2 separate regions of the Mus musculus genome follow, and region 2 is linked to region 1. Evidence: chromatin contacts called from ENCODE Hi-C or POLR2A ChIA-PET data. All regions are on one chromosome and are shown on one strand. Each heading gives the region's core, a stretch centred on a gene start or an enhancer-like site at or near the end of the contact. The rest is flanking DNA. Distances are from core to core; before and after follow the strand shown.

Region 1 (3,080 bases), core at 420-2,919:
AGTTTAAATTTAAAAAGGAAAAATTACGGTGCCTTAGTTCTGAAGCTAGCCACATTTTCGGAAGAAGAGTCAATCAGACTTGAAAGAAAGTGAAACTGTAGGGATGTCAAAAAATTTTTTGAGGTGGTTAATGTCTCTATGATTCCAGAGAGAATAGTGGGGAGCAGAAAAAGCAAAGGAATAGAAAGGAGGGCTAAAACTTTATTCAAGAATAGCATACATAGGGCTAAGTATGAGTTATGGCTCAATGAATTATCAAAAAGAGAATACATTCATGGGACCATCATTCAGGTCAGAAAAGATCACTAATCAGCTCTCTGCTTGGTCCTTGTTGCTCACCACTTTGTCTCGGTGGTGAGTACATACCAGGACTAAGACTTTGGGACTCATACTCCCTTTGTGGGCCAGTCAACTCCTAGTAATTTACATATTGCCTGTATACCTATAACTCTGAAATTAATGTCTCCACTACTTATTTCTCCATTTGTTTCTTTTCCCCTGAATCTGAGCCATGTAGAACCAAGTGCCTAGTTGGCACCATCATTTTGATGTCTTACAAAGCATCTCCAGCCTGATGACACAGAACTGAATTAGAGTTAGAGACATTTATTGTCTGACAGATCTCTTAAGCATAGTAATTTAATCTTTTTAAAAAAGATTTATTTATTTTATTTATATGAGTACATTGTAGCTGTCTTCAAACACACCAGAAGGCAGCATCGGATTCTATTATAGATGTTTTTGAGCCACCATGTGGCTGCTGAGTATTGAACGCAGGACCTTTGGAAGAGCAGTCAGTGCTCTTAACAACTGAGCCACTTCTCCAACCTGTAGCAATTTAATTTTGGGGGGTGGGGGGTGGGGGTGGGGGTTGGTTTATCGAGACAGGGTTTCTCTGTGTAGCCCTGGCTGTCCTGGAACTCGCTCTGTAAAGCAGGCTGGCCTCGAACTCAGAAGTCCACCTGCCTCTGCCTCCCAAGTGCTGGGATTAAAGGCATGCACCACCACTGCCCGGGAGCAATTTAATCTTAAAACATAACTTTAGCCCTCACATCCCGTCTCAGCAGAGGAATTGGAATGGACTTTTAACATGTGAATCTAGTTATACCAGTCTACAACTTAGAGCCCTCAATTTTACTCAGAAAAGCAGACCCTTTCCTAGAGCATACAAGTCCCTCCAGGATCTAGCTGTCCATTACCTTTCTGACTTAAGCTACCCCTAGCCACTATCCACGTGGCTGCATCTCTCCTAGCTTCCTGGCTGTTACTCAATGGTTCCAGGTACACTCCCACCTCAAGACATTTGCCCTGGCTCCTGGAACACTGTCCTCCGTAAGAGCTCTGTCTCAGCCAGACAACCACCTTGATCATCCCTTTTATCTTAGATGTCTTTCCTTAAACTAATCCTTTTATTTTTGGCTCTTATAACTGCCCTGCTTATTACATAACAACCCTCACCACCTTAGAATGCACAATTATTAGCTATGGTTGTAAGTTCCTTATCTGTGCCTTTCCTACAGAGCTGAACAGCCGTGTACAGTAAAGCAAAAGGAAGAGAAGAAGAGTCACTGGAGAGACACACAGACTCCGGGTTCCTTTGTCTGAGAGAGAAGATCAACTTAGCTTCATAGGAGTGCGGGTGCTTCCAGCGCAGAGCAGGTCGGGAGGGAAGTTACTGGGCAAGTGCAGTCTAATCTCGAGCTTCAGAGGTGATAAGGGCTCAGAGCTTCCTTGTAAACACACTTCCCCCAAAATAGCACAGACAGGCACTTTCCCTCAGGCTTTCAGACTGCCTGGCCAGTTTCCTAAAAAGATGTCTGACCTCCCAGGGGAGGATTAACTGAGTCGCAGGTTGACCTTGAATTTAGGCTCCTCCTTGAAAGATTTTTCAGGCCAATTATAGAACAAACCTCCAAGTAGGTTTTATGTGCTGACTTTGTTGTACTATTAATGTATAGGACATACATAATAATATACTTCATAAATGGTGAGTAGAGCGAACGGGTGAGAAAATGAACAAATAACTTCCATATCTCTAGATAATTACAGATGGCGGTTTCGTGTGTGTGCTTCTTAGTATAGACATGTTCATTGCGGTAGCTCCATCTGAGGCTATTGCTTGTATGTGGGAAGCTTTTTATTTGAGAACTCACTGTCCTTTTGGATCGGTGATTGCTTCATAGCAGAAAGTTCAAAGAGTGAACTTTTAGAAAGGATATATCTTAGAAAAAGCAAGTCTCTGTTTTGTGTGTGACTCCAGTGTTCCCTCTAGTTCTCGGAACATCGCTCCTGACTCTCTATTGTAGCATACCAAGAATAATTTAAACATATAACTTGGAGGTTTGTTCTATAATTGGCCTGCAGATTCCTTTTCTTACTGGCTTGGTCATGTGAGTCCTCTTGCTTAAAATGTATCAATGTAGCTTAAAGAACCTCACGTTCGTAGTCATATGTGTGCTTCGTTCTCTGAAAGTACTCTAGTATAATACACAGTAGATGACCATGATGTAGATTTGTGTGGCGATACGACTTTATGAAAATATCTCCTGACCGCCCCCCAAAAGATTGGACCATTGTTAGAACTCACAGCCAAGATAGCAACGCATGGTGAGATCACCAAGATGGAGCTTGCTATCTTCCCATGTATGCAACCTAAGTTTAAGTAGCCTTTAGGAAAACACTGTAAGGACCAGCCTTTCTGTGCTTTGAATTTCCCATGCCATCAGCCTTCAAAACCTAAGCCACCGAAAAAGCTTTACTCTTCCATGTCCTTGGCTCAAAAGGATGTGCACGCGCATGCGTGAGTGTGTGTTAGGTAAGATTTCTGTTGCTGTGATGAAAACACCAAGACCAAAAGCAAGTTGGGGAAGAAAGGGTTTACTCGTCTTAGACTCAGCTTATACTTCCAGATTCCAGTCCACCACTGGAGGAAGTCAGGACGGGAACTCAGACAGTCCAGAATCCCAAAGGCAGAAGCCATTGAAGAGGCCACGGAGGGAGTGCTGCTTACTGGCTTGCTCGGCCTGCTTTCTTAGAGAACCCAAAACCACCAGCTTAGGGGTAGGTAGCCCAATAGGCTG
Region 2 (3,080 bases), core at 243-2,742, 47 kb before region 1:
CCAATGCACGTAAAATAAACAAATTATTAGCCAGGCGTGGTGGCACACAGCTTCAATCCTAATATTGCAGGCAGAGGCAGAGGGGCAGAGGGGAAGGGGGGCAGGGGGTCAGAGGGGCAGGGGGGCAGAGGCAGGGGGATCTGAGTTTGAGATCAGCCTGGTCTACAGATTGAGTTCCAAAACAGCCAGGGTTACCCAGAGAAACTCTATCTCAGAAAAGCAAACCAAACCTAAATCTCTGATCCTTCCAACTCTTCTTTGGGCTATTTGTGAAATACTGAACGGTTAGGGAAACTTGGAGAGTAAACAAACAGTTGTACATGTCACCTCTGATCTCTGGTGGTTGTGTTGGTGTATCCGAGCACATAGGAAAACTTAGATTTCATAACTAAGTGCACAGAAGCCGACTATTGAAAGATGTAGGCTCAGAGCACAATCTGCAATGATACTTCCCCACCACCTCCCCTATTTGCGACAGGTTTGCACTAGATACCCCTAACTGGCCTAGGATTCGATTTAGAGACCAAGCTAGCTTTTATACTTGAGACCCACAAGGCTCTCCTACACTTGCCTCTACTGATCAGGGATTAGAGGCGTGCACCATCCATGTTTGGCATTGGGAGAGAATCCTTACTAGGACCTAAATGGAACAGAAAAAAAGTGGCTCCGGGATGAATAAAAGGATTACGTCCAAACTGTGGCCCTGAGGCCTTTTAGCGGAGCAAAGATTAGTACTAAGGTTCGACTAGGCCCCTACCAAAACACTGAATTTTGCAAGGCGCTTGCCCAAAACAACATGAGGACGGGGGTGGGGGTGGGAGTGGGCGATGTTTTCAGGGAAACAGACACTTTAGAAACAGCACACGCCGATGGAAAGATTTTATTTAGCATAACCCGCGTTGCCTGCCTGCAAATCCCAGCATTCTCTCCGACCACGGGAACCAATAAAGAAACTCCAGGTTCAAAGAGCCAATCACGTCCTTCGTGTGTCCCCAATTGAATTGTGGGAGTCGTAGTTCTCACGTGGCAACCATACAGCATGGTTGTTAGGGGACAGTTTCGGCCACGCGTACCGTTCGGAAAGAGAGCTCATTTTTCCATTGCACCCCTTGGCCTCCAGGCCAGCTCTTAGCATCATCACCCACAAGCCCCACGCGCTTTCAAACGCATAGACCTTCCTTCTTAATGTCGCAGGGAGGAGCAAGGAGCGTTTGCAGAACTCCGGCCTTGGACGCTCACTGCCCGTCCTTTAACCGTCGCTTTAAGGTCTCGCGAGAAGAGCCCCTCGAGGCGTTGCCATTCCGCCCGAAAGGCGGCCCGTGCGAAGACAGACAGCCGGCCGGGCCAACGGGAGCGTCCCTGTAAACCGCGACTGCGCAGAGTGCGCCGGGCAGCCCCGGTGACCTCCGACCCCGCCTCCCCGCAGCGCCCTGCGTCGGCCGCCCCCGCCCTCCTAGCGAAGGAGGCGGGCTTTGGCCTCTTGCCCTAGGGAGCGAGTGCGGAGGGAGTGGGAGCGAGGCGGCCCGAACGCAAGTGTCTGGCTTCCCGGCGAGGCCCAAGCCGTCCGTCCCGCCGCCCATGAGCTCGGCGCCCCGCGAGCAGCGCCGTCGTTAGGCCGTCCCCGTCACTCACTCTCGGCCTCCCCTACCTCCCCCCCGGGGCAGCCATTCCCCTCCCCATCCCCGTCTGGCCGGGGACTGGACGTCGCGTCGGAGCGCCTTCCCCAGTCCGCGTCGCGGTGCGACCCTGGAAGCGGGCGCCGCCGCCAAGGAGAGGAGGAGCCCCGGCCGCGGGGCCCAGCAGCCACTGAGCCAGCAGGCGGGATCGAGGCCGGCAACATGGCGAGCGCTTCGTACCACATCTCCAACTTGCTGGAGAAAATGACATCCAGCGACAAGGACTTCAGGTGAGGCTGAAATCCGACCCTCGCCCCACCTCGGGGTGGGGGAGAGGTGGAGGGCGGCCGCCGCCCGGGCCTCGCGACAGGCCCTGCCCCACCCCTCGGTCCGGCGGGTCTCCAGCCACCCCCTCCCCCATCTCCCCGCTAGGCCGTTGTCCGCTCTGGCCGCCCGGGGCTGGTCCGCGTCCCGGCGTCCCTGGCGCATCCTTTGTCCACCCCCAGGGACGCGTCCCAGGTAGCGCCCGGGCCCGAAGGCACGGGCTGCGCGGGAGGGAAGGAGTTTTTCCCGGGCGGGCGGGTGGCCGGGCCTAGTCCCCGGCCCTCCCGAGGCGCCAGGCCATCCCGGCGCTGGGGGACAAGCTGCCGCTCTCCAGCCACTCAGCCGCCGCCTGGCTTTTTCCCGCGGATGGGAAATGGGTGCCACGATCAACTTTCTCCGAGGCCTTCGCTGATTGGATTGTATACTTTCTCTTTGGATCCTTCTCTTTGGCGAAGGTGGCCAGAAGGGGGAGGGGAGCCCGGCTTGGTGGGGGGGAAACTTGGCCTGCAGGGTTTTCCCGCCAGCATCCCTGTCACTTTTCTCCGGCCGAGTGAAAGCCACGCAGGATCTTGGGGTTTCGGTCTCACATCCCTATACAGAGTCATGGCCAGAGGGCTGGATTGCCAAGCAAACCAATCTTGAAAAGAGAGGCTGGTGAGCCATGAAGCTTAATCATAGAGTTGTGTTCTGCAAGACCTGGACCATTGGTTCTTAGTCCCGTGCATATCGAAGGTGTTATATTTTCACACAGTCGCCTCGTCTGTTTTTTTCATGCTACACTGATTGTTAACACACACACCACGCCTAATCCTTCACAAATAAGCCCTCTGTCAAAAGAAAAAAGGCTATTTTTTTGATACCTAAGTTTTCCTCTGTAATGCCTTGGGCCATAGTACAGTTTTGTGTGCATTTAGACTAAAGAACAAGTAATCTTTGGTTAAAATTAGTCTAGGAGCTTGGTTTTTGTTCTGTGAACTCTTAACACCTGAAGGTTTGTCCAAATCCTATCTGAAGCAATTTTCCCACTGGTGAAAGGGGAACTCCGGGGAAAATAATGCCTTTGTTCCTAGGTAAAGTCATAAGTGCGCAGTGAACTACATACAGGGTCGTTTCTCTGACTCCAAACCACCAAGAATTTGA

What was found. Hi-C counts contacts between places; a loop is a spot of excess contacts on that map. ChIA-PET counts read pairs that join two places held with the same protein, here RNA polymerase II (POLR2A).
Region 2: a map of heart shows a loop between it and region 1 (2.4-fold over the local background). The contact joins the promoter of Cand1 here to the enhancer-like site in region 1. A Hi-C loop is called at or near these places in 1 of 37 maps with a recorded cell type or tissue (heart). POLR2A ChIA-PET finds 5 or more read pairs at or near these places in 2 of 5 experiments (Patski and embryonic stem cell).

The regions. Positions count from the first base shown.
Region 1 is chr10:119,191,365-119,194,444 of GRCm38, reverse strand. No RefSeq gene overlaps it. Among named protein-coding and RNA genes, the nearest start is that of Cand1, 47 kb to the left of the region's middle. Within about 2 kb of position 1,669, at least 1 of the 3 ENCODE cell types and tissues checked has a DNase peak (open chromatin) inside an H3K27ac peak, as active enhancers do; it is heart, where a contact is called at or near this core.
Region 2 is chr10:119,238,467-119,241,546 of GRCm38, reverse strand. It overlaps Cand1 (cullin associated and neddylation disassociated 1), which reads left to right and starts at 1,492. Exons shown (of 15, transcript NM_027994.1): 1 at 1,492-1,906. The coding sequence starts at 1,839.